Regions from separate parts of the Mus musculus genome. Here regions 1 and 2 are each linked to region 3. The links are chromatin loops, found by intact Hi-C in ENCODE. Cell type or tissue: gastrocnemius. All regions are shown on one strand. Each heading gives the region's core, and the rest is flanking DNA. Links, peaks and the distances in the headings are about the cores only.

Evidence for each region. Hi-C counts contacts between places; a loop is a spot of excess contacts. Peaks named below come from ENCODE experiments on the same cell type or tissue, not always from the same donor. Only the 100,000 strongest peaks of a DNase experiment are listed, where the experiment ranks them.
Region 1: a loop joins it to region 3, with 3 times the contacts of the local background. A loop is called at or near these places in 8 of 42 quality-filtered maps.
Region 2: a loop joins it to region 3, with 3 times the contacts of the local background. A loop is called at or near these places in 8 of 42 quality-filtered maps.

What each region holds. Positions count from the first base shown.
Region 1 is chrX:74,111,107-74,121,126 of GRCm38, reverse strand. No RefSeq gene overlaps it. Among named protein-coding and RNA genes, the nearest start is that of Opn1mw, 11 kb to the left of the region's middle. In gastrocnemius, for the core only: a CTCF peak has its summit at 5,335 (motif pointing left); a DNase peak (open chromatin) is centred at 5,325; H3K4me3 peaks cover 781 bases; H3K27ac peaks cover 894 bases.
Region 2 is chrX:74,098,695-74,108,714 of GRCm38, reverse strand. No RefSeq gene overlaps it. Among named protein-coding and RNA genes, the nearest start is that of Mecp2, 18 kb to the right of the region's middle. In gastrocnemius, for the core only: a CTCF peak has its summit at 5,093 (motif pointing right); no DNase peak of the experiment used is centred there; H3K4me3 peaks cover 298 bases; H3K27ac peaks cover 1,776 bases.
Region 3 is chrX:74,019,946-74,029,965 of GRCm38, reverse strand. It overlaps Irak1 (interleukin-1 receptor-associated kinase 1), which reads left to right and starts at 6,045. Exons shown (of 15, transcript NM_001177973.1): 1 at 6,045-6,356; 2 at 6,433-6,600; 3 at 6,769-6,900; 4 at 7,014-7,117; 5 at 7,302-7,493; 6 at 7,717-7,781; 7 at 8,003-8,117; 8 at 8,905-9,023; 9 at 9,431-9,638; 10 at 10,001-10,020. The coding sequence starts at 6,221. It overlaps Mecp2 (methyl CpG binding protein 2), which reads left to right. Exons shown (of 4, transcript NM_010788.4): 4 at 1-3,374. It overlaps Mir5132 (microRNA 5132), which reads left to right and starts at 6,368; the gene lies at 6,368-6,438. It overlaps Mir718 (microRNA 718), which reads left to right and starts at 6,030; the gene lies at 6,030-6,117. In gastrocnemius, for the core only: a CTCF peak has its summit at 6,038 (motif pointing left); DNase peaks (open chromatin) are centred at 6,055 and 7,067; H3K4me3 peaks cover 1,820 bases; H3K27ac peaks cover 1,883 bases.

The sequences.
Region 1 (10,020 bases), core at 2,723-7,722, 92 kb before region 3:
AGTCATGGCAGGGACTCAAGTAGGAACCTGGAAACAGGAACTGAAGCAGAGGCCAAGGAGGAACACTGCTTACTACCCTTGCTCCTTATAGCTTGTCTGCTGTCTTTACATTATATTTTAGTATTTGTGTGTGTGTGTGTGTGTGTGTGTGTGTGTGTGTGTGTGTGTGTATGCAGAGGTCAGAGGACAATGTGTGGGAGTCAGTTCTCTCCTTCTACATGTAGCTCCCAGGGATTGAACCTGATCGGATTGTCAATCTTGGCAGCAGGTGCCTCTACCTACCGAATTATCTCCCTGGTCCCTCACTTTAATCTCCTATACCACTCAGAACCACCTGCCCAGGGTGACATTTCTTAAAGTGGACTGGGCTCTCTGACATCAATAAATAATCAAGAAAATGCCTCCCCCCCCCCTGACTAATGGAGGCATTTACTTGGCTGAGGTTTCCTCTTCCCAGATGACCCTAGCTTGTGTTAAGTTGACAAAAACAAACAAACAAACAAACAAACAACAAAAACCTACTAAATCTCACACAGCCCATGGTGGATGTGAAAGAAGGCCAGGGGAAAGCTCGGAAAAAAAAAAAAAGAAGTCATCAAACAGCACTAAAGTTTCTAATAGGGGTATGTTAGTGCTGCATAGCTGTTTCCTCTAGTATGGACATGGCAATTGCAATATTGAATCAGAATAGCTGTGAATGACCCCAAAACAACACTCACTAATAAGCAAAGAAACAAGCAGATCATGGGTCTCACGGGTCCTGTGTGGGAGATGGAAGGCTGACTGGTGGAAGGGACTTTTCTCTGGTATAGCTTTTTATGAATTATGCATGCTGTGGGTGGCATTTTTAGTGCTACAGCTTCTTGTGAGTCACCCACGCTATTGGTGGAACTCTTTAGTGGTATAGCTGCCCACAAATTGCCCAGGGTCTTCCCACTAGTGTGGCTCTCTTTGAGTCCCCCACATTCCTGGAAGTAACCCAATGAACTCACCGATTTTCCAAGATGGAATACTTTCTTTGGTCTGTCAGTGTTCTCTTGTTCTGCAGTGAGTAGACATTTCTTTATGTTTCCTTAGGAAAAGTCACATGACAGTCAGAGCTTTATATTGATGTAACAAATACCTTCTAATAACTTACAAGGAAGACAGATTTTGGCCCTTGGTAGATGGGCTCAGTTTCCTATAGGCTTGATTCAGGACAAACACATCATAGAGGTAGGAGCCTATAGGAATTGATAATCACTTCATGGCAGCCAGTAAGGAAACAGAGAAAAAGGAAGGGTGTAGGGACAAGGTACCCCTTGAAGGTACCTTGAATACTTAACAACTCATTTTCACCAACATATTTTTGGCAGCCTCTCAAAAATTCTATCAATTTTTATTTCCATTAGTAGGTTATTTCATTGATGAAGTTAGAACCCTCACTACTGAATTCAACAGTTGGGGAACAAACACAAAAGCCTTCAGCAAGGGGGTAGGGAGCGTGGGTCTACAACAATAACACTAACATTTGCCAGGTTCAGTTATTCTCGTTTTAACTAGTGGATAAATATAAAGCCAAGAGTGTGAGTCTTGTTTTTGCCAGACTAAATGCAAAATGTATTGCACTATATTTGGTTATGAACTTAAAGCTGGGTTGGGCCAGGTGAGTCACTTCTAACTACTTTGTGCTTGGTGATACCCATGCCTTATGATCTCTTTTGAACTCTCAGCTGGGTGCAGTTCCTGTACTCAGAGCAATCTTCCCCCCTTTCATATATGTATTGTTTACAAGCTTTCACATTATAAGACAACAAAAATAAGAAATGAGTTCCACAGATCCTGGTCTTCAGTGTAAAAAGGAGAAAAATGTAAAAAAAAAAAAACAAAAACGAAAAAAACCCTGGAAATTGGAAATTTTAATAGGAACTCACTTTTTTAAATGTGTTTGTAAATTGCTTTACTAGATGAATATTTCCTAGTAAAACATGTGCGTGATGAGCTGCAAGCATCTTGGTTGCACCAGAACTGATGGCAAGAGCACAAAAGACCCGTGGGAAGGTGTATCCACTGGCCAACATGATGACAAATTACATATCAAAAATAATTTATAGGGATTGGAAGCATGGGTCAGTTGTTAAGTGCACTTGTTGCTTTTTTAGTGGACCAGGGTTCAGTTCCCAGTACACATATGGTAGCTCTTAAACATCTATAATTCCAGTTTCAGGGAACCTGATACTCTCCTCTGACCTGGTTCAGTACTGCATAGTGAGTTTGGGGCCATCTTGGGCTGCATGACACCCACATTCAAAACAAAACAGAAAAGTTATATGACAAGAATTGATTCAAACACAGAGAATCCATGAAAAATATAAATTCCCCAATCCATTTGTCTCTTCCAGTACACTCTCCCTTCATCCCCCCACCTCATCCCTCCTGTTCCCATCCCATCCTTCCCCCATCCAGTCCCCTCTTTCCATCCACCCCGATATTTAATCTATTTCTGCTTCTGCGTGAGATTCAAGAGTCCTCCCTTGAGTCCTCCTTATTACTTAGTTTCTTTGGGTCTGTGGATTGTAGCATGGTTATCCTGTACTTTATGCCTAATATCTGCTTATAAGTGAGTATATACCATATTGTCTTTCTGGGTCTGTGTTACCTCACTCAGGATATTTTCCTTTTTGTTTTTTCAATTTTTTTCTTTTATTGGATATTTTCTTTACTTACATCTCAAATGTTATCCCCTTTCCAGGTGTCCCTTCTGGAAACCACGTATCCCTTCCCCCCTCTGCCTGCCTCTATGAGGGTGATCCCCCACCCACTCTTGCCTTGTCACCTTGACATTCCCCTACACTGGTGCATCAACCCCCCTCAGGCCCAAGGGCTGCTCTTCCCATTGATGTCCAACAAGGCCATCCTCTGCCACATATGTGGCTGGAGCCATGGGTCGCTCCATGTGTACTCCTTGGTTGGTGGTCCAGTCCCCAGGAGCTCCAGAGGATCTGACTGGTTGACACTGTTGCTCCCCTCATGGAGCTGCAAACCCTTCAGCTCCTTCAGTCCCTTCAGTCCAATGGTTGGCTGTGAGCATCTGCCTCTATATTTGTCAGGCTCTGACAGAGCCTCTCAGGAGACAGCTATATCAGGTTCCTGTCAGCAAGCACTTCCCGGCATCCTAGATAGCATCCCGGTTTGGCTACTGTATGTGGGATGGATCCCCAGGTGGGGGGGGGGGAACTATACTTTTCTAGTTCTACCCATTTGCCTGCAAATTTCATGATGTCATTGTTCTTAGCAGCTGAGTAATACTCTCTTGTGTAAATGCACCACCTTTTTTTTATCCATTCTTCAATAGCGAGGAAACTCTGGGACCAGCCAGAGACCTAGGACACTGGAATCTATGAGGGTGACTCTAGTTAAGACTCCTAGCAATGGAAGACATGGAGACTGAACTGGCCATGTCCTGTAACCAGGCAAGACTTTCAATGGAGGGATTGGGACTCAACTTGCCCACAAAACCTTAGACCCATAATTTGTCCTGCCTACAAGATGTGCAGAGGTAAAAAAGATGGAGCAGAATTTGAGGGAAGGGACAACCAGTGACTGCTTGAGACTCATGCCATGAGACACTGTTAATGATATATCTGCTGTACTTGCAGACAGGAGCCTAGCATAACCTTCATCAGAGAGGCATCATCCAGCAACTGATGGAAACAGGTGCAGAGACCTTCAGCCCAACATAAAGTGGAGCTTGGGCAATCCTGTGTAAGATGGGAAGGAAGGATTGAAGGAGCCAACTAACCTGTGCTCATAAGGGCTCACAGAGTCTGATCCACCAACCAGACAGCATGCATGGGATTGACCTAGGTACTCTGCATATATGTAACAAATGTGCAACGTAGTCTTTATGTGGAACTTGTAACAACTGGAACAGGGGCTTTCTCTGACTCTGTTACCAGCCTTTGGAATCATTTTCCACTACTGGGCTGCCTTGTTTAGCCTCAATTGGAGAAGATGTGCCTAGTCTACTGCAATTTGATATGCCAAGGCTGGTTGATATAGACATGGTGTACTGGCTAGTTTTGTGTCAACTTGACACAGCTGGAGTTATCATAGGGAAAGGAGCTTCAGTTGAGGAAATGCCTCCATGAGATCCAACTGTAAGGCATTTCCTCAATTAGTGATCAAAGGGGAAAGGCCCCTTGTGGGTGGAACCATCCCTGGGCTGGTAGTCTTGGTTCTATAAGAGAGCAGGCTGAGCAAGCCAGTGGAGGCAAGCCAGTAAAGAACATCCCTCCATGGCTTCTTCATCAGCTCCTGCTTCCTGACCTGCTTGAGTTCCAGTCCTGACTTCCTTTGGTGATGAACGGCAATGTGGAAAATGTAAGCTGAATAAACCCTTTCCTCCCCAACCTGCTCATGATATTTGTGCAGGAATAGAAACCCTGACTAAGACACATGGTATACCTCCCTTTTTCTGAGGAGTAGAAAGGGTAGATTAGGGTGAGGGAAAGTGAGAGTAAGTGACTGGGAGGAGAAGGGGGAGGGAAAGCTACAATCAGGGTGGAAAATAAATAAATAACTTAGTAATAATAACAATAATAATAATAATAAATCTATAAAAAAATAAATAACCCACGAACTCAAGAAGAACACAGTGAATCACTGAGAACATTAAAAGCCATTGCTGCCAACCATTGGACTGAGCGTGGGGTCCCCAATAGGGTCACCAAGGGAGGAGTTAGAGAAAGGACTGAAGGAGCTGAAGGGGTTTGCAACCCCATAGGAGGAACAACAATATCAACCAACCAGATCCCCCAGAGCTCCCTGGGACTAAACCACCAACCAAAGAAAACACATGGTGGGACTCATGGCTCTAGCTGCTTATGTAGCAGAGGATGGCCTTGTCGGGCATCAGTGGGAGGAGAGGCCCTTGGTCCTGTGAAGGCTCTGTGCCCCAGTGTAGGGGAATGCGAAGGTGGGGAGGCGGGAGTGGGTGGGTGGGGGAACACCCTCATAGAATCAGGGGGAGGGGGATGGTATGGGAGTTTGGGGGGCAGGAAAAGGGATAACATTTGAAATGTAAATAAAGAAAATATCCAATTTAAAATAGGGGGGGGGGAGAACCATTGCTGGAGATCTTCTGCTTGTCACTGCTTAGACTGCTTACTTTGTGGGCTTTTTTCTCCTTTGTGCAAATGCAGCCTCCCCCCCCCCTTTTATTTTGCATTTGTTCTCGCTGTTGATACTTGAATATTCTTGGTCTCCTAGATGCCAGCTTAGCACAGGTACGCCCTGGGGAACTCAATAGATCTGCGGCTTCCTCGGTTCTCAGGCGCCCTCTTCTGGTCCCAGCACCTCTTTGGGCTTCCGTACCCATGGCCACCCAGTTTCGTTTTCTTTCCCTTTTGCTCCTCTGAGCCTTCTGACTGGACCTGAGCTCATCTGCACGCTGGTGTTTTCAAGCACAGTTGGGCAATGTCTTGCTGTACTGGATCACAGTACATTCTGGGATCGCTGAGATCCTTAGCACCTCCTACTGCCTTGTCACACCCTAGTGGCATGAAGTGGTTGTTTTTTCTGGTTTCCTGAACTCTGCATTCTGATCTGGAGTTTGCCAGTTGTCTGCGTCCTGGGTTCTTGAAAATTGTAAATTATTGGGCAGTTGCAGAGAGAGAATCTTTTTTTGTTTTGTTTTGTTTTTTTTCTTTTTGTTGTTCTTGTTGTTGTTGTTTGACACAGGGTTTCTCTGTGTAGCCCTGGCTGTCCTGTAACTCACTCTGTAGACCAGGCTGGCCTCGAACTCAGAAATCTGTCTACCTCTGCCTCCCGAGTGCTAGGATAAAAGGCACGGGCCACCAACGGGCTCATTTGTTTTCTCCTCGTATTTTTTTATGCTTTTAGAAGAATATGAGACGTTAGGATTTTTGTTGTATTCCTTCTGTTTCCTGAACCCAGAAATCTCATTGCCTTTTTTTTTCTTTTTTTTTCCTCATTGCTTTTTTAGTTTTAAAAAATAAAAGGAGTCTAGGTTCATCTTTAATCACAGCACTCACAAGGGAGAAGCAGGTAGATCTCTGTGAGTTCCAGGTCAGCCTGATCTGCACAGAGTTCTAGGATAGCCAGGGATATGCAGTGAGACCTGTTTTTGATTAACTAAAAAGGATATGGGATACTAGAGGTATGGATCAGTGGGTAAAGTGCTCGCTGTGTATAAGTCCCTGAGTTCACAGCACCCATCTGGAGTAGTGGCACATGCATGTAAAACTCCATATGAAAAGAGGGCTCTAGGTTCAGTGAGAGGCTTCTACCTTAAAAAAAAAATAAGGTAAAGTGGCTGGAGAGATGGTTTAGTGGTTAAGAGAACTGCCTATTTTTCCATAAGACATGGGTTTGATTTCCAGTACCCACATGATGGCTCACAACCATCTATAACTCTAGTCATTGCCCTCTTCTGGCCTCTGCTAAGCACACACGTGGTTCACAGACATATATGTAGGCAAAACACACATACACATAAAAAACTAACAATAAAAATATTTTAAAAATAAAGTGGAGTGTGATAGAGAAAGATACCTAAATTCAATCTGGATTCCACAAGCACATGTGCAGGGGAACTTATAACACACATGTTCACACACATGCATACACAAAATTAAAATTAACAATAATCTTAACACTTAATAGGCTAAGGAGGAAGGATTGCCACTAATTTCAAGCAAGTCTAGGGTACAGAGTGAGACCCTGTTTCAAATTAACAATATCCCAAGTTCAGAGATTACTGGCATATGCCACCACACATAATTTGACTGTTTCAAATAGCTGCTTTTTTTTTTTTTAATCAAAAGCCAAGATTTCCCCAGGAATTGGTATGGCACATCTTTGGCAGTGCTTGAGATGAGTCAATCCAGACTGGCCCAGTTCCCCTACAGACCTAAGCTCAATTGAAAACATATTATAGTTTGACTGAATAAAAGCCAAGATTAATATGTTTATAACTCAAATTCCTGCATCCAAAGGTGATTGTGGGCTGGATATGTGCTTCAGTGATAGAGCACTTGCCTATTGTGTATAAGGCCATGGGTTAGATCCCCAGTGCTGTGGATTTCTGAGGCTCAGCCTATTTGTCTAAATTGCAACCACAGTCATTGTCTCCAGACTCTAGCTTTTCTTTTCTTTTCTTTTCTTTTCTTTTCTTTTCTTTTCTTTTCTTTTCTTTTCCTTTTACTGGATATTTTTAAATTTACATTTCAAATGTTATCCCCTTTCCTGATTCCGCCCCCCCCCAGAAACCCACTATCCTGTCCCCCTCCTCCGGCTTCTATGAGGGTGTCTCCCCATCCACCCACCATTCCCACCTCCCCACCCTCGCATGCCACTATACTAAGGTATCAAGCCTTCACAGGACCAAGGGCCTTTTCTCCCATTGATGCCAGATAAGGCCATCCTCTGCTAAGACTTTTCTTTTCTTTTCTTTTTTACTAGTATATATATTGACATGCAAAATAATAGCCTTCTTGATGGCATTACAAATTGTCTATCACACACATTGAACATATTCACCCCTTATTACTCTCTTGTACCCTATAAACTAGTCCTAGTCATCTCCCCAAATAGTCTATCCACTTTCAAGTCTCATATAAGTTTTTAAATGTGGGTTCTATACATGAAGAAAATTACATATTTATCTTTGCAAGTCTGACTTATTTCACTTAACATATTTATCTTCAGTTGTATTCATTTTCCTTCAAATGACATAATTTCATTTTTTATGGCTAAATAAACACTGCATTTGGGAATACATACCACATTTTCTTTATTATTCCTGTGCTAATGGACACTTCGGTTCATTCTGTAACTTGGCTATTGAAAGCAAAGTCACTGTTGCTGAACATGGTAATGCACAAATTTAATCCCAGCACTATAGAGACAGAGGCAAGCAGGTCTTTGTGAGTTTCAGGTCAGCCTGGTTCACATAGTTTCAGGCCAGGCAAAATGCTTGAATGTGCTCAACAAGCAAGAGAACAAACTTGTAAACATAGACGTGTGGGTATCTTTGCGGTGTGCTGGGAAAGACTACATTGTGAGACTCCTCCATTGCCATAGTGACAGCCCTAGGTATTGGTATAGACACAAAGGATTCCAGCACACCACAAAGATGCCCATATGTCTGGAATGTCAACAGTGCTATTCATTTTTGTATTATTATTGTTGTTGTTGTTAGTAGTAGTAGTATGAATATGATGCATGTGTGAATGCATACATGCACAGTATGCATGTGGCAGGGTCAGAGGGCATCTTTGGTTCTTACCTTCCACCTTTTATGTCAATTCTAGAGAGCAAATTCATATTATCAGGCTTTTATGGCAAGCACTTTATTTGTTGATCCATCTTGCTGACCTATTATATTCATTTTGGCACTGCTTTGTGGGGAACCAGTATCAGGAAATTGCCACGGTCAGGTATTTAATATCTCAGTTGCCAGGTGCCCCAGAAAATGAAAAAATCCTGGCGCTGGCAGTGTACAGACTCACAATATATTATCACAACCTATAGGGACAGTAGGGTGATAATTGAGTAAGAATTAGATCCTCTAGAAAGTGAAACTTTAGCCTTTGTTTATAGTTTGATACCCCATTTATTATAAGTGGCCACAGTTCATATATTTATACACATACATATATGGGTATATATATATATACATACATATGTATATGTGTATGCATGTCCAGGTTTTTCAGGCATCTCTGTTGACAGAACTGAGGTGCTGTGAGTTCCTTGTATAGTAAAAATAAAAACCTCTGGGTTTGGGTAGATATCTGGTATTGAAAAGATATTGGGGTGGAAGATATGGCTCAGTATTTATGGCTCAGAGCACTGTCTGCTCTCTACCTAAATTCAATTTCCAGCACCCACATGACAGATCACAACTGTCTGTAGCTCCAGTTCCAGGAGAACCAACACCCTCTCACAGACATACATGCAGGCAAAACATTAGTGTACACAAAAATTGAAAGTAAATAAATAATTTTTAAAAAATAAAAAGAAATGAAACAATTAAAAAATATGAAAATAAAAGATGTTGATCGTTCACTCACTCACTGATTCATTCATTTGCTATTTTGAGATAGGATCTAGTGTAGTCTGAGTTGGCCTCAAATTCACCATGTAACCAACCTTTGATCCTCCTGCCTTTACCTTCCCAATGCTGAGATTACAGGCATTTCACTACCATGCACATGTTCAATATTGGTTATTTAACTTTTTTCATTTCATTTCATTTTATATGTATAGGTGTTTGTTCTATGTCTGTATACCTCATGCACACAGTATCCAAGGATGTCAGAAGAGGGCATCAGATGTCCTAGAACTGGAGTTAAGATGGATGTGAGCTACTATATGGATGCTAGAAATCAAACCCAGGTCCTCTGGAAGAGCAGCCAATGAGTGCTCTTAACTACTAAGTCATCTCTTTAGCGCCTGTATTAGTTATTTAAAAGAGCTCTACTCATTCAGACCTCTATTATACAGAAGCTTTATGAACATTTTAACTTAATACACAATTACATGTATTTATGTTAATATATACATATTATTATAACATAAATACATATATAGTAATAGCAAAACATGTGTGGATGGTGCTAAGAATGCATAAGTGAAAAGTAACCAGGAGCTGAAATGTAGCTCAGGGGGTTGAGTGCTTGCTTACCACATATGAAGCAGTGTGCTTGATCCCCAGAACCACATAAAGTAGGTGTGGTGGCACACACCTGTAATCCCAGCACTTGGGAACTGAAGGCTGGAAAAAACAGAAGTACAGGTTCATCCTTGTCTGTATGGCAAGTTCAAGACCAGCTTGAGATATATAACACCCTATCTCAAAAAAATAGCAAGTATGCACAAGTATTTTTATTCTTTGTATATTGTCCAAGTAGATATTTATTCATTTATTACTCAAAGTAACAAAGATAAAATAATGGTAAGGCTACATGGAAGGATAATATGATCACAGATGATAAATCCAAATTAGACAGAGAG
Region 2 (10,020 bases), core at 2,605-7,604, 79 kb before region 3:
ATTATTGTGGTAACATAGTGATCCCTTATCTCAAAGCAACAAAAACCTACTCTGTATTTATGAGTTGTGTGGGTTAAACCTGAATCACAATGACTCAGATACCTCTCTAAGAAACACCAGATATGGGACTCTTCTTTCTTTTCTCTGTCATTTGTCTTTCTTCTGTTTTTTTTTCCTTCTTTTCCTCTCTTCCCTCCCTCTCTCCCTTCTTTCTATAGCTGAGGATGGCCTGGAACTCTGCTTTTCCTGCCTTACTGCCTTTAGCATCCCAAATGTTGGGATTATAGTGTGTGGCACCATGTCTGGAGGGTTCTGGAAACTTAATCGGAAATAATGATTAACATGAGTGAATATCTGTAAGAAATAACAGGAGCCAGATGTTGTGGGTATATTATAATAATCCAGTGTTTTCGTTCTTTCTTTCTTTTTCTTGTTTTTATTAGATATTTTCTTTATTTACATTTCAAATATTATCTTCTTTCTGAGTTTCCCCTCCGAAAATCCCCTATCCCTTCCCCCCTCCCTCTGCTCCCCACCCACACACTCCCACTTCCTGGTCCTGGCATTCCCCTACACTGAGGCATCTAGCCCTCACAGGACCAAGGGCCTCTCCTCCCATTGATGACAGACAAGGCCATCCTCTGCTACATATGCAGCTGGAGTCATGAGTCCTTCCATGTATACTCTTTGGTTGGTGGTTTAGTCCCTGGAAGCTCTGGGGTTACTGGTTAGTTCTTATAATGAAGTTCTGCTTCATTTTGGAGGAAATGTGTTTTGTCTTAAGTTAGTGTATGGAATCTGTGTCATTCTTTCAAGTTTTGAGATTTTATTTTCATGTTTATGGATATTTTGCCTGCCTGTATGTATGTGTATCACAGGAATGAAGAACTAGCAAGGGTCAGAAGATGGTGTCAGACTCACTGGAACTGGGATTACAGACATATGTGAACTTCTATGTGGGTGCTAGGAATCAAATCCAGGTTCTCTGGAAGAAGAGCCAGTGCTAAGTGAGAAGAGGTCATATCTTCCGGAACTGTAGATCCCAACAGTTCTAAGTCACCATATGGGTGCTGGACAGTGAATCCAGGACCTCTGAAAGAGGAGTTATTGCTCTTGATGGCTAAGCCATCATTCCAGCCCAATTTGGATTGCTTGTTTTTGTTAAGTTGTAAGAGTTCTTTATAGGGAGTAGGGTCTCACTGTGTTGCCCTAGATGGATTGGACTTCTCTATGTAGACCAGACTGACGTTAAACTCACTTGAGTGCTGGTATTAAAGACATATACCTAGTCAGAAGATTTTTTTAAAAAAAAATTTTTTTAGTTTGAGCCTGGGCTTCAAACTGAATTCAAGACCAGTAAGGGCTACACAGTAAGACCCTATATTAAGAAAAAAGAAAGGAAGGAAGGGAAATAATAAAACATAAAATTGGAACTACTTATATTTTAGTATTTGAATAGATGTGCTCATTAATAACTAATAACAGGAACTTAAAGATATTTAAAGATTAAAGATATTTTTTCTAGGTCCATCCATTTGCCTACAAATTTCATGTCATTGTTTTTAATAGCTGAGTAATACTCCATTTTGCAAATGTACCACATTTTCTTCATTCTGTTTGTTTGTTTTTCGAGACAGGGTTTCTCTGTATAGCCCTGGCTGTCCTGAACTCACTCTGTAGACCAGACTGGCCTTGAACTCAGAAATCCACCTGCCTCTGCCTCCCAAGTGCTGGGATTAAAGGCGTGCACCACCACTGCCCAGCTCTTTATTCTTCTGTTAAGGGGCATCTAGGTTGTTTCCAGCTTCTGGCTATTACAAATAAAGCTGCTATGAACATAGTTGAGCATGTGTCCTTGTGTTATAATGGGACATCTTTTGGGTATATACCCCGGAGTGGTATAGCTGGATTTTTGAGGTAGATTGAGTCCCAGTTTTCTGAGAAACCATCATACTGATTTCCAAAGTGGCTGTAGAAGTTTGCACTCCCATCATCAATGGAGGAGTATTCCTTTTTCTCCACATCTTAACAGGAGAGGAGGTGTCTAATCTTACTACAACTTGATAGTCCATGTTTGGTTGATATCCATGGGAGGCCTACCCTTTACTGAAGAGAAATGGAGGAAGAATAGATGGGGAGGGGAGAGGTAGTGGGGAGGGACTGGGAGGAGAGGAATGAGGGGAAACTGAAGTCAGGAGGTAATATATGACAGAATAAATTAATTTAATAAAAGAAAAGTTCCTTTTCCATTCCTATCCTCTTCTCTTTTTTTGTCTGCAGCCTTTTCTCTCTTTCTTCCATTTCTTTTCACTTCTCTTTTTTTCTTATTTATTATTATTTGAAAATATTATATACGTATATAATATATTTGGGCCATTTTACACCCAATAATCTCTCTCTTACCCCCTTTCACTACTTCTTAATAAGTCCTCCTCCTATTTTCATTTTGTGATGTGGTTTGTGTATGTCTGTATGTGTGTGTGTCAAAAACAGCCAGGCCTCAGCCAGATCAGCATGACTCATCAGGAGAAACCAGTACCACCAGGGACACCAGGAGAAGTTCTTTGTTGTGCCTCTCTCAATGAAGCAGAGATCAGTGAAGAAGTGTTGCAAAGCTACAAGCAAGCCAAGCCTCTGTCACTGTTCACTGAGTCATATTTATATCCCTCCAAACATCGTGTGTCCTCCACAGGTCTTGCTTCAGCACATAAGTCTGTCTTAGCAAAACTCCACGTGAGTTTGTATCAGCTGACATCACTCTGCCAATTGGCCAGAGTCTGAGAAAGCAGCAAGAAGCTGCCAGCACATCACCAGAAGATGACTAGAGCCCCTGGATGGACACAGAAACTGCACCATCTGTCAGGTAGCTCCATGTAGCATAGAATAATGAATGGCTTTTTCCTGGAAATAGGAAGGAAGCTATAGCCGGGCAGTGGTGGCTCACGCCTTTAATCCCAGCACTTGGGAGGCAGAGGCAGGTGGATTTCTGAGTTCGAGGCCAGCCTGGTCTACAAAGTGAGATCCAGGACAGCCAGGGTTACACAGAGAAACCCTGTCTCAAAAACCAAAAAGAAAAAACAAACAAACAAAAAAAGAATTGTTATAGAGTGAAGACAGAACAACCTAAAGAATGGGAGAAAATATTTGCCAACTGTATTAGTCAAGGGTCTCTAGAGTCATAGATGTCTCTATATATTAATGGAATATATTGTAATGATTTACAGTCTGCAGTCCAACTAACCCAACAATAGGCAACTATGAATGGGAAGTTCAAGAATCTAGTAGTTGCTCAGTCCCACAAGGCTAATTTTTTCAGCTGGTCTTCTATATAACCTGGAATCCTGAAGAATCTGGTTCTAACAGATGTGCTGGCAAGTAAGTGAAAGCAAGCTAAGAATGAATCTTCCTTCTTCCAATGTCCTACAGAAGCTGTAGCCCAGATTAAAGGTGCATACTACCATGCCTGGATCTAGAACTTGCTTTCTCCCAGACTGACCTTGAACTCAGAGATCTGGAAGTAGAAACTACTAAGGCTACACAGAGAAACCCCATCTTAAAAAAATAATAAAAAGAAAAGAAATGGTGGTAAGTATGTAGGGAATGAGTAAACCTTAAATACTGCTGTTGGGAATGTAAACTGATGCAACAAATATAAAAGTCAGTAAAGATCCCTAAAACACACACACACACACACACACACACACAGAGAGAGAGAGAGAGAGAGAGAAAGAGAGAGAGAGAGAGAGAGAGAGAGAGAGAGAGAGAGAGAGACTATTCAGTTAAATAAGTCCTGAACATAATATCCAAAGCTCTCTAAGTTTTACCACAAAAGTAGTTGTGCATCCATGTTTATCACTGCACTATTAAGAAACAGAATATATTAAGAAACAGAAACAACATAGATGTCATCAACAGGTGAATGGACAAAGAAAATGCGGTCCATATACATATTTGGCTGTAAAGAAAAATAAAATCAAGTACTTTTGGAAAAAATGGATGGAGTTCAAAATCATTATGTTTAGGGAAATAAACCAAACTAACAGAGACAAATACTGACACAATGTGGTAGCACATGTCTTTAATCGCAGCACTTTAGAGGCAGAGACAGGTAGATCTCTGTGGGTTTGAGGCCAGCCTGGTCTACCCAGTGAGTTTCAGGATAGCCAGAGCTACATAGTGAGACCCTGTCTTAAAAACAAACAAAAAGGCAGAAATATATTTTAATTTTTTTCAAATATTATTTTTAATGATGGTTCTTAAATGCTTTAACTTCCCTTGTAGCCCACCACCCACCAGAGGTAGTGGGAAAGAAAGAATACAAGGGAAGTGGACCTGTTTAGAAAGGTTCTTTGGAGCAACTCTCGTCTGTGTTACTTAAATTTGAACATACACACTCACACACAAGAGGTGGGGGGAGGGAGAAGAAACTAGAAAGGGGACATTGAGAGGAGAAGAAATCTTAAGTCAGGGGAGAGTAGTAATAGAACATATGTGTCCTAGTTTCATTTCTGTTGCTATAATAAAATATTTTGAGAAAAAGCAGCTTAGAAGGAAAGGGTTTATTTGCTTACAATTCCAAGTTATAGTCCATTGTAGCAGTGAGTTTTAGCTACACCACTTTTGGCTCCCAGCGGGTTGCAGGAGCACCCACCCAGGAGCTATTTTTGGATCCGTGAATGAAAGGCACACACACATAAGCTTATTTTTAACATGTATTACTAGCTCAGTGGTTGGGCACTTCTAAGCCTCCCGCAGCTAGCATGCCCTTCCCTCTGGTATTCCTGGCTCAACACCTTCTAAATCTACTTTTAACTTTGCTGCCCTGTTATGGTCTGTGAAGCCCATTGGTCTTTGCTGCCTAAGACACTTCTGGGCAGCCCTTCCTGGGGCTGCTTTCCCTTTCCTCCTACATTTTGAATGATCTCCCCTCTGCAGCTCGAAATCTGTTCCATGTCTCTCTGCCAGGTCAAGGCAATTCTCCTTTTTCCTCCTTTGTCTTAGCCCACACAACACTAAGAGTCCCACCCCATCTCCCTTTGCCCAGCCATTGGCTGTACAGCAATTCTTTATTGCTGAACAAATCCAGCTGGGGGCAGGCTTTCTTTAGCCTGGTGTGCAGGACACTGCAAACAGGTGTTTTTGTCTTTGTTTTTGTTTTTGTTTTTCTGGTAACATGATTAGCAAGAGAACACCAGCCACTACAGTCCATAGTTATAGAGAAGTTCAGGTAGGAATATGAAGCATCTACCTAGTTACATCCATAGTCAAAATCAGGGACCTGGTCTCCAGGTTCCCTCAGCATCCCTCAGCCCCTACCTGGCATACCCTGCCCTCTGCTCTGAACTTTCCAGCCTAAGGGCAGGTCCTCTCCTCCCCGAGAGGCTCTTCCCTATATAATGTAGACATTTTGGTCTCTCTCTGTGTCTATCTCTGTCTCTCTGTGCATTTTCTCTTTCCTTATGTATGCAGGTTCTTTCTCTTTTCCCCATCCCCTCTGTCTCTCTCCCTGGGGTAACTTCGCTGGCCTAGTTCCTTGGGACCAGTAAAACTGCCCTAGAGCTGCTTCCCAACAAACCTGCCTTTATATACTCTAATCTGGCTTGAATTGGCTCATTTCGATGGCAGAGAATAACTTATCACCGATCTAGACAATTCTTCATTGAGATCTTCTTCCAAGGTGACTTAAATAGTTTTGAGTTGACATATAAAAGTAACCAGGGTTAGGGCTGGAGAGATGGTGAAGGGGAAACTTAAGGGTTCTTTGGAAAGTCAGTTGGATGGTGTTTTGTTGGGGCAAACACATGAAGGAGCGTTTTCCTGAAACAGACACAGATGAAAGGCTAAGGCAGACTCATGAAGGAACGTTTCACTGAAGCAGACACAGGAGAGAGGATGTTCTGCTAAAACAAGTACCTGAAAGGACACATGATGAAGGATTCTTTGCTAACAACACACATGTATCGGTCCACCTTACATTGTGTAGTTGAGCTGCATTTGTCAGGACTCCATAAAGAGAAATGCACCAAAAGACTTCTGGTGGTATACTATGGTTTCTTGCCACCTCTGCCAACTCGGCCTGATTGGCAGAGTGATGTCATCTGAGACAGTGTTGAGACAAAACACGTGCTGAGTCAAGACCCGTGGAGGACCTGTGATGTTTGGAGGGTATAAAAAGGAATCGACAGACAGTGACTGGGGCTGAGCTTGGCAGAGCTAGCTGTGCAATGCTTGTGGGTCTCCTGTCTTCCCTGGTCTTCCTTTCCCTGGGAGAGGCACAGGCAAGAACTTCTCCTGGTATTCCTCCTGGTCCCTCTGGCTAACTTGTGCCAAGGCTGAGGCCTAACTGTCTCTGCTAGGTTGTGTCACCACTGTTGCTAACCCAACTCTACAGAACTGCACTGCTGGTGTATTCCTGAAGTGTTTGCAAGTGGATCGAGCTGCCACTGCCTGCTAAGCAGTGAACTGATTTCCTGACAACACAGATGGGAGTTGCTTCAAAGAACCTTTCTAAACAGGTCCACTTCTCTGGTATCCTTTCTTTTCCACTCCCTCTGGTGGGTGGTGGGCTACAAGGGAGGTTAAAGCATTTAAGATCCATCATTAAAAATAAGACTTGAAAAAATTAAAGTTACAAGATGGTTCAGTGGTTAAATGGATTTGTTGTTCTTCCAGGGGACCTGGGTTCAATAGTCACCACCCATGGGACAGCTCATGACTATAACTCCAGTTCAAGAGACTCTGATGTCCCCTTCTGGCATCTGTGGGCACCTGGCATGCCCATCATGCATATACATACATGAAGGCAAAACACTTATACTCATGAAATATATAAATCTAAAAGCCAAAACTAAACTAAAGTTCTAACCAAGGGCTATAAAAAAATGGTTCCGCAGTTAGGAGCCATTGCTGCTTTTGCTGGGTACTCAGCTTCAGTGCCCAGTGCCCAAGGTATGCAGCTTGTGACTGTCTGTAACTCCAGCTCCAAGGGATCAGATATTTTCTCGTTTGGACCACATGGGCACCGGCACTAATATTCACATACTTCTGATACACATGTACCCATAATTAAAATAGTGAAAATTAAAATTTAAAAATCTAACCAGTTATATGTTGGAACATAGAACATATTTGTCTTAGTTAAGGGTTACTATTGCTGTGGTAAAACACCATGACCAAAAGCAAACTGAAGATGAAAGGGTTCATTCTACTCACAGTTTCATATAATAGATCATTATCAAAAACAGTGAGGGCAGGAACTCAAGCACGACAGGATCCTGAGGCAGGAGTTGCAGAGGTCATGAAGGAGTGCTGCATACTGGCTTACTCCTAGTGGCTTGCTCAGCTTGCTTTCTTTTCTTTTCATTTTTTAAAAAATATTTAATTATTTATTCACTTTACAACATAATATCAGACCTTCCTCTCCTCCCAGTACCTCCTCACACAAGTCCTCCCCTCACTCCCCCTTCTCTTTTGAGTATCAATTTCCCATCCCTGCTTGGATGCTGTCATGCATGCTTCCTGCTATGATGATATTGAGCTGAATCTCAGAACCTTTAAGCCAGCCCTAATTAAATGTTGTCCCTTTTAAGAGTTTTCTTGATCATGATGTCTCTTCAAAGCAATGGAAACCCTAACTAGGACAGAAGTTGGTACCAGAAGTGAGGTATTGCTGTGCTAGGCCTGACCATGCTTTTGTTTGGAAGATTGTGGATTTTGGGACTTTGGACTTGGAAAGGCATGGAATGCTATAAAGTGGAGCTTAATGGGCTATCCTAGCAAGAATATGGAAGACATTGGTGCTGAGGGTAATTTGAATTCTCAAGATAGAGTTCTGGAGATAATTCTTACCATGCTTTGGTGGAGAATGTTGCTGGGTTTTACACTTGTCTGAAGAGTCTGCCTGATGCTAAGGTGAAGAGAGTCAAATTAATTGCACTGACAAAGGAGGTCTCAAAACAATTCAGTTTAGAATCTGTGTTATGGTTTGGTTTCATGAAGATCATTTTGATGAAACACAGCAAACTTAATAAGAAAAATTACAAAATGTGTGTTCCAGTAATAAGAGAGCACCAGGAAGTACAATGGAGCTGAATTCTGTGTTTGAGGAGATAAGCAAATTAAGTGGGTAACTTTGGGGGAAGATCCTACCCAGCTAAGCTTACTGTTTATACATTTGCTGTTGAACAAGAAATAGTTATATCTAGGCATTATTATTATCTGGATATTGCTTTCATTTGGACTTTTAATCTGGAATGAACTACAATCCAGAAATGCAGGGCAAAACTGTGATCCAGATCTTGAGGAATAGTGGTCATGAGAAGCTTAAGTCCAGGCATGGTGGTACAAGCCTTTAATCCCAATGTAACAGGAGACAGAGCCATGCAGATCTCTAAATTCAAGGTCAATCTACAGAGAAAATCCCAGGACAGCCAAGCATAGGCAGTGAAGGCGTTGGAAAACAGAAAATTGGTGAGAATACAATAGAACAAAGAGGCATGTTCCAGCTCCAGTGAGCAGCAGAATTCCACAGCTTCAGCCATGTGGCTCTGGCTTTAGAATCAAGAGTAGGAGTCTGGGACGATTGATGATGCTGGTTAGCTAGAGCTAAGAAATTAGTCATTACTAAGAAGAGACTGGCATCACTGAGGTGAAATCTTCTAGGAAGTGTTTTCTGAAAGCATGAATAAGCTGTGTTCCAGAAATAGCCATGCTGAAGCTGAACTTGGTAACGTTTAAGAATTACCCAAGTGGTACTGGTTTTGAAGGCATGAAAGGATCATGGAGAGAAGCTGAGGCTTGGCACTGTGAGAGGTCGTGGAAGGCCACTGGTGAAGGTGCAGCCTCAGTGGCAGTTGACAGTCCAGGACAGAAAGTGTCATGCAAAGAAGTTGAGGCTTGGCACCATGAAGGGAGCCTATGAAAGATATTGATGAAACCTAGTTGCATTGAGAAACCCCAGAATGTTAGAGATACCAGTACTATGGGATGGCCACCAAGAACAGCAGCAGCAGTGGAATGGAATCAGCCAGACCCTGGAGTGCTACAGAGGGCAGAGCTGGAGAAATGGCTCAGACTCTTTGGAGGAGCCCAGAAGATGACATTGGAACAAGAAGGTGTAAAGTTGATGTTGCCTTAGAGTCCCCAAGATGATAGAGATGTCAGAGCCATGGGATACCTGTTGAGGAATGCTTCTAACAGGGAGTGGAACCAGTCCCAAAGAAAGAAATGTGTTGCTGTCATCAAAGCAGAAGGAGTTAGAGATCTGATGAGTATTTTGACATCAGATATGGAGATGCAGAGTTTGGAGTTTTCCTAGCTGTTTTTTTGGCTTTGCTTTTGTTCAGGATTTCCTCAAAATATCATTTTGGAATGGTAATGTATATCCTGTGATGTTGGAGGTATGTGATCTGCCTTTTTATTTTGTTTTTTAGGGGATTACATATCAATGATTGAAAGATCTCAGAAAAGACTGAATTTTGGACTCTTTTAGACTATGGAACTTTTGAAGTTGGACAAAATATATTTTTTCATTATGCTTTGACTAGATTATGGGCCCCATAGACTCATGTTTGAACAAGCCTATGTGGGCCAGGGAGTGGAATGTGGTGATTTGAATATGCTTGGCCCAGGGAGTGGCACTATATGGAGGTTTGGTCTTGTTGGAGTAGGTGTAGCATTGCTGGGGGAAGTGGTGGGTAGGCTTTGAGACTCTCCTCCAGGCTAACTGGAAGTCAGTCTTTTCCTGTTTGCCTTTGGAACAAGATGTAGAGCTCACAGCTCCTCCTATACCATGCCTGCCTGGATGTTACCATGCTTCCTGTCATGATGATAATCAACTGAACCTTTAAACCTATAAGTCAGCCCCAATTAAATGTTTGACTTTGTGGTTGTTGAATATGATTGCCCTAGGGAGTAGCATTATTAGGAGTAATGGCTTTGTTGGAGTAGGTGTGACCTTGTGGAGGAAGTGTGTCACTGTGGGGATGGGTTTGAGATCCTCCTCTTAGCTGCCTAGAAGAC
Region 3 (10,020 bases), core at 3,189-8,188:
CTAGACACACAAAGCAGTTGAATTTATATATATATATATATATATATATCTGTATATTTCACAATTATAAACTCATTTTGCTTGTGACGCCACACACACACAAAAAGAAAAACCTTTTAAAATTATACCTGTTGCTTAATTACAATATTTCTGATAACCATAGAGTAGGACAAGGGAAAAAATTTAAAAAGAAAAAAAAAAAAAGAAAAAACACATCTGTCTGCTGGTCACTTCTTCAATCCAAGCAGATCTGTGATCTTTCCTCGCGTCTTTCAAAGACTTCCCTGTGCTAAGTGAAGGAAGCTCCAGGCTGCACCCAGGTTTTGTGCTTTGTTTCTCCTCTGTTGTGAAAGGGGCCCCAAGATTCTGGGTACAGGACAGTTCATTTCAGCATGGGGTCAGGAGACAAGAGCACTCCCTTTACATGCTGACGTACAGAACTTAGTGGGAATAGCCTAGTCCCCACCTCTAGGGATGGGGAGCTAGCATGCATGGGGGTGACCCAACTCCCTCCACCTTTCCCTGGCCAGGAAGAGCCTGTGTACAGTAAGTCTGACAAGCTTTCCCCAGTTAGCAGGGCTCAGAGCATTTAAAAACCCTCCAAACTTTGCTGAGTCTAGGGACTAGAGAGAAGATAGAAGATTTGGTCTATCTCCAAGGTGTGTAAGCTGTACCAGGTAGAATGCCAGGGACCCCAGAACCACATCCAACAGCCCAATGGGTCTCCTCCAGAAAGTAGTGAAGACTCCAGAAACATCCCTTTCTCTTCTCCCTGCTCCCATGAGTAACTGCATTTGCTTTTGTAATCCTTAATGAGCATTATCTGCTAAAAAAAAAAAATTAGCTGTAACAGTTCTTTTTGCAAAAGGATCATTCTTAAATAATTAAAAACACCCCCCCCCAAAAAAAAGTCCAGAACCTTGTTCTTCCAAAGCAGAGAGCATTATAATCAGGGCCAAAATCTGTCCCACACCTCTACCCCATCTCCTCATGATTGCTGCTTCTAAGGCCAGAATACAGCAAAGATATTTGTAGGCCCTTTGGGTGACTGGGCTACCCTTGGAGCTCTTGGAAGATGGGCTGGGGAAGCCTCTGAGACCCTATCCTAGGGCCTTGCTCTAGGGAGTAATCAGTATTAGTAGAGTGTCACAACATTATTCCCCAGCCGGCATGAGATGGGGGCAGAAGAAGCCAAAGGGTTGTCTCCACTGCTACTTACTTGGCCACTGACAGGTAGGTGACCATGTATGTCCATATGCATGTTTTATGGCTGATGTGAGATCAGCACCCAAGTTAGCTTCACCTGGTGACCTCTAACCCTGCCTGGATGGAGCAGGCCACCTGGTTCAATGTTTCTGGGCAGCTGGACAATGGAGTGCAAAAGGCTTACAGAACTTGAAGCCTTTTCCTTACTTTGCTAGCACGGCCTCCTTTTCCATTTGATTTGTCACTGCTTCAGTCAATAACAGCCGCTCCAGAGTCAGTAGTTGATGAATATATGACCAAATATCACCAGGACTGTTACTCAACGTGTGCCGAGCCCTTTCCTTGTGCTGGGCTCCCTGTGTACCTGGACACTGTAATGTGTGCTGTGTTTGCTCTCCTTCCTCTTCCTTCCTTGCCCTTTCCTTGTCTTTCTGGGGTTTTTCTGTTGGGTTTGGTTTGGTTTTATTTTTCCTTTTGTGTTCCAAACATGAGGTTTTCTCTACTGGTCCTCTTTAACTGTGGTGTTGAGGCTTCTATTTGTGTAATTTTTGGTGGGTGAAAGGAACTTTGCTAAGTAAATCTCTTCTGTGTTTGAAATGAAGTCTGTATTGTAACTATGTTTAAAGTAATTGTTCCAGAGACAAATGCTTCTAGGTACATTTTCATTACAAACAAAGCATTTGAAGGGAGGGAAGTGGTGAATAAGACAAGAGGGGCAATCTGAATTGATCCCTGCCCAGATCAGCCAGAAGCTACCAAAAGTTAAGCACTGGTTTTCCATTCCAAGTCAAGAGACTGAAGCTGATGTTTTGCCATTTTCAAAGTCAAAGCAAAACCAGCTTTTCCACCCAATGGATTCTTTGCTTCTCCTTCCCAGATTATTACTACTGCTGTAATAATCTAGGAGTGCCAGGAGGGAAAGGAGTATTAACACAGAGCTGTGCTCACTGAGTATGGAAAGGCTTGGTCTGAGTTTTCAGGAGGATGACCCACTGTGGACATGGGGAGAAGACAGAAGATAAATTAGCCGCTCCCTGCCTAAGATACCTCTTAATAGATAAGTCAAGGCCATGGACATTATTGTCTACAAGGCATGTTTCAAAGACATGACCAGTCAGGACACTTCTGTCATACTCCATGTTGCCCCCTAGTACACAGTACTAATCTGATATCTCTGTTCCCGCCATGCCTGGGGGATAAAATGATAGCAGAGACTCCTTTCCTTCAATGTGATCTAATTCCCAACAAAATCTGGGCCTGAGATACCACCTGTTTCTATGGCAAACATCCTCAGTAAAGTGTTATTCTCATTGCAGATTGTTCCAGCCTAATGTAAGAGGAACAGAGCAGTGTTCCCTTGGAGCCTCATGTGGACAGTTCTACCTGTAGTGACCAGTTGGCTATAGTAGTTATTAGCTGGAACAACCAGACAGGGTACATGCCCCCTCCAAAATCCATGTTGTACTCCCCTCTGCCAGCCAGGGGGGGTGAGATCTGTAGAATAGTGCAGCCAGTGACAAGCCACCTTGTGTTTGTCACCAGCTCAAAAACTCATCTAAGGTTGGGAGCAGGCAGACAAGGCAGAGAGAAAGATCCAGGACAGACCTAGCTGGGCTGGAGGGGTCTTGAAAAGCCCTCTGTCGTATTCACCTTCAGTTTTTGTGCTTTGGGACAATTACTTTAGAAAATAAGTAGGTCGTTTTAAAAACAAAATATTGATTGCTTTTTTGTAGTGTTCAAAACAAAAGGTTCTTTGTGTATAGCCAAATGACTGAAAGCACTGATATATTTAAAAACAAAAGGCAATTTATTAAGGAAATTTGTACCATTTCAGTAAACCTGTCTGAATGTACCTGTATACGTTTCAAAAACACACCCCACTGAACCCCTGTAACCTATTTATTATATAAAGAGTTTGCCTTATAAATTTACATAAAAATGTCCGTTTGTGTCTTTTGTTGTAAAATCAAGTGGTTTTTCATAAGGTTCTTTTACTATTTGAAAAGATGGGCAGCACGCGGTTTCATTTTATTTTTGTAAGTTTTTTAATACATGTGAAAGCAAAGAATACTCAGCATGCCTTTCTAAGTGATGCGTTTGCACCTTTTGTTGGGAAGTACTGTATCCTGTGCTGTTAGCATTCTCGATAAATCTCTCTGTGAAAGTGACTCAAGGTCTGGGCTTTCATTATAAGTCACCAGTCCCCTCCAGCTCACCTGACAGCATGATATGTTTGATTCAGCTATCCCTGAACCCCAGTAGCCTCTCTCAGGATAGGTGTGGGAGGGTAGGGAAGCCTATTTCATATACTGGCATCCTCCTTAGTTTGCTCTGTGTCAATATTTTTCAAGCATACTACACCAGCATTCGACAGGAAGGCCTGACACAAGTGTGCCTAGAGCATAGCTTCCCTCTCCTGACCAGTGTGGCAGGGGCAGCTGCTAGGTCCTGGTGTGCCATAGTGTTAACACTTTCCTCCCAACTATGAGGAACTGCCCAAAGGGAGTCCTTGTGTCACTGGTTTCCTGTAAGAATATGAGCCTTCTGCAGCCACCTACTCCATAGGTTGATATGGCCTGGAGGAGAGGATAATGGCATGTCACAAATAATTGTGAGCATACCTAGAAGCTATCTTGAAGTTCTGGCCTCAAATGTTACATGAAAGGATTGATGATTCAACCTATAGACATGGAGAATACACTGAGTACCAGGTGTGTACCAGACACTGAGAGTCCCCCGTCCATAAAAAGGACCAAATCCCTGCCCATAGAGTTTAACATATATACACATGATAATTTTGGATAATGGAGTTGGCACATCTTAATATAGACTGACCCATGAGAAACCACTGGAAGCTCAGCATATGGTTAACCTCTTGGGTTGTTTTGGTTTTAGTCAGGGTCCAACTTCTACTCTAGGCTGGCCTGGAACTGAGTATGTAGGGTGATCTGCCTCAGCCTCCCAAGTGCTGGAATTACAGATATGAGCCACCATGCCAAGCTTTGTTTTATAATAAGGTCTCACTGTGTAGCTCTGGCTGACCTGGAACTATGCATTGTAAACCAAGCTGCCCTTGAAATTTTAGTTATCTTCCTACCTCTGATTCTAGAGTTCTGGGATTACAGGTATGCACCACCACATCTAGTTTGACCTCATCTTGAGAGTGGCCACAATTACTGTGGCTTCAAAGAAGAGGCCCCAGTGGGAGCCAGCCATGGATCTTGTGTAGACCTTTCTGAAGACATACTATAAGTTCCTTAGAGGTCAGGCTAGTGAGAGAGAACCCTTTGTAGTTAGGATTGATATGACAAAAAGTGTTTGTTGGGGAAACTGGTCAGGAGAAGAAAGCTGCCGCTTTACAAGCATGCTTTCAGCTGGCCAAACAAGGAATACCAAGTTGCTGCCTGTGGATCATCCCTGGGCAGTGAGAAGTGAGAAAAGTTTAGAGGTACAGAACTCCAGCAAGCTCAAGGTGTGTTCAAGAGAGGAGCTGGGTTTAGGAAGTTTTCCCCACAGCTGTTTATGTTCAATCTTATCAGGAATGGCTACAGCAGGGGTGTATATGCAAACTCAATTTCAGAACAGAATAAGTTCTTTTCAGGACACCTACTAAACAGGGTTTGGGTTTTTTGTTTGTTTTGTTTTTTGTTTGTTTGTTTTTTTCAGGTTTGGTCTTGATCTGAGGTAGGGTTGCACTTTGTATCCCTGGCTGACCTGGAACTTAAACCATGCTAACCTCAAATTCACAGAGATTCACTTGCCTTTGTTTTCTGGGTGCAGGAATTAAAGGGGTGTACCACCAAGCCCAACATCTAAAGAGTTCTATCTGGCTTAAGGCTGTTGGTGTATATAAGTTCAGGTGGGTGGACAGAGGCTGGCTATGCCATCTTCCTAACAGCTCTTTTAAAGAGCTGGGCTTTAGTGATTTGTACTTGAGGAAGACCACCTGAGCAGGGAGCACTATCCAAGCCATACAGTCTGTGCAGGTGAGTGGCAATGGCTAATGCTAAGAGTAGTGCACTCATATGAAGAGGACTTCAGAGAGCATAATGAGAAAGTAGTGTGCGCTGAGATGTGTGTCATAGTGACCAAAAAGGCCAAAGAAAACCCTGAATGGAGAACAGTAGAGGAATAGGCAAGAGACACTCATTCATGTGGCTAAAGGTCACAACAGGTGGTATCACCAACAACTACTCTAGAAAGGGGTAGGAGAAGCTGCTAGACCCTACTATCCTTATGGAGAGAAGTGCAAACTAAGATAAAAGTGTGACAGAAAAAGGAAAGGGACATTTAGAGCCGAACACCATGTGTATGTTAAGAGACATAAATGTGTTAGTTGGAAAGCTAATTAGAATCCTGCACAGGCAGATTCTGTGATCTAACACTTGCTGGCCCAGCTGCTGGAAGGTTCCTGGGGGCGTGGTGGGGGCATGGAGATCTAGCACACAAGCAGTAGCATGGTATACACTCTTCCAGACCATTCTCAGGGCATCCATCCTTATCACCAAATGACTACAGTCTGCCAGAGGGCCATTTTGTTACCCATATTTAACCCTGACTGACCAACAATTTGGCTGGCTCTCAAACTGCTCCCCAACTAAAGCGAGGGTAGCCTCTCCGTGACTTTCACCAGGCTTGGCATAAACTGCCTTTGTAGAACATCGTGTAAAAACATCGTGCCCTTTGTCTCTAGAACTGGAAGTCATTCTTCATCCTGTTCAGCCCTATTCAGATGTTTGTGTAGGACCACAGACCTCGGTTCTCCCATTAGGGACTCCCTCCTACGTAGCAGAGCTCCTTCCCCGCGTCAAGGGCGGCGCGGGACGCCCCCGTGTGGCGGAAGGCCGCGGAGGGCAAGATGGCGGCGGGTCGAGCGCCGCCTCTTCCGCCCGGCCGGGTGTCGCACGAGGCCGGCCTGAAGGGGAAGTGAGTCAGTGTCCGCGGACCCGGCCCGCTAAGGCCCGCGCCCGCCGAGGCCCCGAGAGGCCTCGGCCCGGGGGCGGCGGCGGCGGCCATGGCCGGGGGGCCGGGCCCCGGGGAGCCTGTGGTTCCAGGCGCCCAGCACTTCTTGTACGAGGTGCCACCCTGGGTTATGTGCCGCTTCTACAAAGTGATGGACGCCCTGGAGCCCGCCGACTGGTGCCAGTTCGGTGGGTGACGGCAGGCCGGCGTGGGGTGGTGGACTCAGGCTTCTGGAGCTGAAGCCTGATGTTCCCCATCCCGCAGCGGCCTTGATCGTGCGCGACCAGACAGAGCTGCGGCTGTGCGAGCGCTCCGAGCAGCGCACAGCCAGTGTTCTGTGGCCCTGGATCAACCGCAACGCGCGCGTAGCTGACCTCGTTCACATCCTCACGCACCTGCAGCTGCTGCGTGCGAGGGACATCATCACAGCCTGTGAGCGAGCATAGCCCCAGGGACCCTAGGGATGGGAACCCAAGAGGGGTGACGGGTACAGAGTTTCCTGAGACAGGGAACCATATGGGAACTCCCCCCCCCCCACCCCTTCACTTAGAGATAGAGAGCTCTGAGTCACAACCCTCCTTTCCTTCCTTGTTATCCCAGGGCACCCTCCTGCCCCCGTTGTGCCCCCAAGCACCGCTGCCCCAAGGCCCAGCAGCATCTCTGCAGGCTCTGAGGCCGGGGACTGGAGCCCCCGGAAATTGCAGTCCTCTGCCTCCACCTTCCTCTCCCCAGGTAAAAAGAACCCGGGTGTTGGGCTTGATATGCCTGAGGAAAAGGCCACCATGACTGCTGACATGGCTGTAGACTGCTGCTGGTCTCTGCCTCTCACTGCCATCTTTATGAAGCTTTTCCAGGCTCCCAGACCCATTCTGAGTCAGAGCTCCTCCAGGTTCCACTCCCTGTTTCCCTCGGGCCACCACTACCATCTTCAGCCCCTTCCTCCACCAAGGTAGGTGTCTCTTAACCCCCAGGGAATTTTCCAGACAAAGAGGAAGAAACTTAACCTTTGGTGTACCACAGAGCCCAAATCAGCACAGCCAGGTCATCTGAGAGACAACTAGTGTTGAAGGGAGCTTTCAACCTGGACCAAAGGGAATAGATAGGGTCCTCGCCTGGTCCATGGTCTCTTCCAGCAGTCAAGCCCAGAGAGCCCAGTGTCTGGCCTCCAAAGAGCCCATCCCTCCCCGTTTTGCTGGCCCTTCTGTGAGATTTCCCAAGGCACCTGCAACTTCTCTGAAGAACTCAGGATTGGAGAGGGTGGTTTTGGATGTGTGTACCGAGCAGTCATGAGAAATACTACATATGCTGTGAAGAGACTGAAGGAGGTAGGTGTAACATTGGGGTAGACACCTGGAAGACAATCTATCAGTCCTTATTTGTCTAGTTCCTCCCTCCATCAGCCCCTCACTTCTGCAGTCTCCAGCCTCCCCAAGCAATTCCTTCAAGGACCCCAAGCCTTCCATAGATTTGGGCCTGGAAACAACTGGCAAGCTTGGCTCATGTCACCTACTTTCCCTACCTCTTACCCCACCATGCCTGGGGCTACAGGAAGCTGACCTAGAGTGGACTATGGTGAAACAGAGCTTCTTAACAGAGGTGGAACAGCTATCAAGGTGAGCCTTGGGGGTCCCTCCTGTCTAGGGGCACAAGGTGAGCCACACCACGGCCTCATCAGTCTTTAGGACTGCACAACACAAGATCTGGCTCCCTTGGGCCCTCAAGGCCTGGCCTGGCATGGGTGAGGGAACATCAAGTGCTGCCTACCTAGCCTGGCCTGATGAAAAGTAGTAGAACCCAGAAAATTAAAGAACTCAGACTCCACTCTTTATAACAGGTTTCGTCACCCAAATATCGTAGACTTTGCTGGCTACTGTGCAGAGAGTGGCTTATACTGCCTTGTTTATGGCTTCTTGCCCAATGGCTCCTTGGAGGATCAGCTCCACCTTCAGGTAGTCCTTGCTGATCTGGCACCTTTATTGGCATAGCCCCTTAGCCTGTGTCAGGCAGGACTTGGGCTTCTGGCTCCCCCTCAAACTCAAGATTTGGCCCAGGGTTTTCTTTCTTCCTTTTTACTGGCTTGATTGTTTGAGACAATACCTCACTACCCAGCTCAGGCTAGCCTCAAGCTGGCAATTCTTCTGCGTCAGCCTGCTCTATGCTAGAGTTACATTACACTCAGCTTGGCCCAAGATTTTCCATACAATTCTTTCCTCTGTCCTCTCCCCACTGTTCCTCTATTGGGAGTTATTGGCTTTGCAAGCAGAGTAGCTAAAGGATTTAGTATTTAGTCCACATATAGCTCTTGAGGAATGAGGACCAGTGGAGACAGGCTGTCAGACTGAACCCAAGCTTGAGCCATGCCTGAATGTCATACTCACAAGCCACCACATATACAGGATAAGAGCTTCCTTCTCAAACTGTTTTGAGAGAGGAGAGGGAGAAGGGCACCAGCACTTTCTGTTAGGTAGAGCTGAGCCCATCACATTTTGTCTTGAGTCCTGTGAAATGTTCCTAGCTGGTATCCCAGCTGTAGAGTGCTTGCCAAAACCTTCGGTATAGCTTTAGCTACCACTTGCTCGTGAATTAGGTCATAGACAGTCTTACTCCTCATTCTCCAGAGGCTCAGAATAAAGCTTGCCCCAAGCCGCACAGTGACAGGTGAGGGGAATTTGGGGGGGGGGGGTCAAAGAACAGCTGCCCTGAGCTGCCTCTGTGCTTCTGTCTTTGTCACTCCAGACCCAGGCCTGCTCCCCACTTTCCTGGCCTCAACGACTGGACATTCTTCTGGGCACAGCCCGGGCTATTCAGTTTTTACATCAGGATAGCCCCAGCCTTATCCATGGAGACATCAAGAGGTGAGGAGGGGCTCAGAAGAGCTATAGAAAGTCATATGGCCAGGGAGACAGTGACCCTCTGCTCAATGAACAGCTCTGTTCTGAGTGTCCCTGTGATATTCTTCCTGCCCAGTCCTGTGAATATGGGAACAGGTGTTGCCTGGGACCTCAGAGCTGAGAGTACTTAGGGCTATGAGTACCCCTGCATGGTGCAAGTATACAAATAAAGCCACGGTGGTGAGCAGAAGCCAAACAATGTGAAGGGGCTCAGGGACTGCGGGCCCTCAGACAGCTGGGATGCAATGCAGCCACTTTCCATAAGCAGTACGCCTCTAGTCCAGTTTATCAGGACCATTTGGGTGTAGGGGACAGAAAAACAGAAAGGTAGTAGGACCTGAACTGGTGCCATTCTTCCGTTTGTTTCCAAGTTCTAACGTGCTTCTGGATGAGAGACTGATGCCCAAGCTGGGAGACTTTGGCCTGGCTCGTTTCAGCCGCTTTGCGGGGGCCAAAGCAAGCCAGAGCAGTACTGTGGCCCGGACTTCCACAGTTCGAGGTACCCTCGCCTACTTGCCTGAGGAGTACATCAAGACAGGCCGACTGGCTGTGGACACCGATACCTTCAGCTTTGGGGTGGTGAGCCACCAGCCCTTCTGTTGGCTTGGGGAGGGAAAAGCACCAGTAAGTAAAGTCAGGAAAGCCTAGAGAATTCTAGGCCTAAGGCAGAGGTGAGCCTAGTGGGGAGCTAGCATAGCTTTGGCCTTAGGGATCACCCTGCCTCATACACCTCCCTCTTCCCTTGCACTAAATTGTGGTCATAATTTGCATCCTTTTGCTTAAGCTTGCATCCCATAACAATGCTGCCCTTGCTGGGAGGTGGTCTGTACCTGCCTGTTCCGGGACTACTTTCCCACTAGTCCTGATCCATGCCCATGCTACAAGCCTCTTCTACACACAATTTCTCCCTGCTAAAGTGATGTTGTCTATCCCCCCTCTAGGTAATACTGGAGACCCTTGC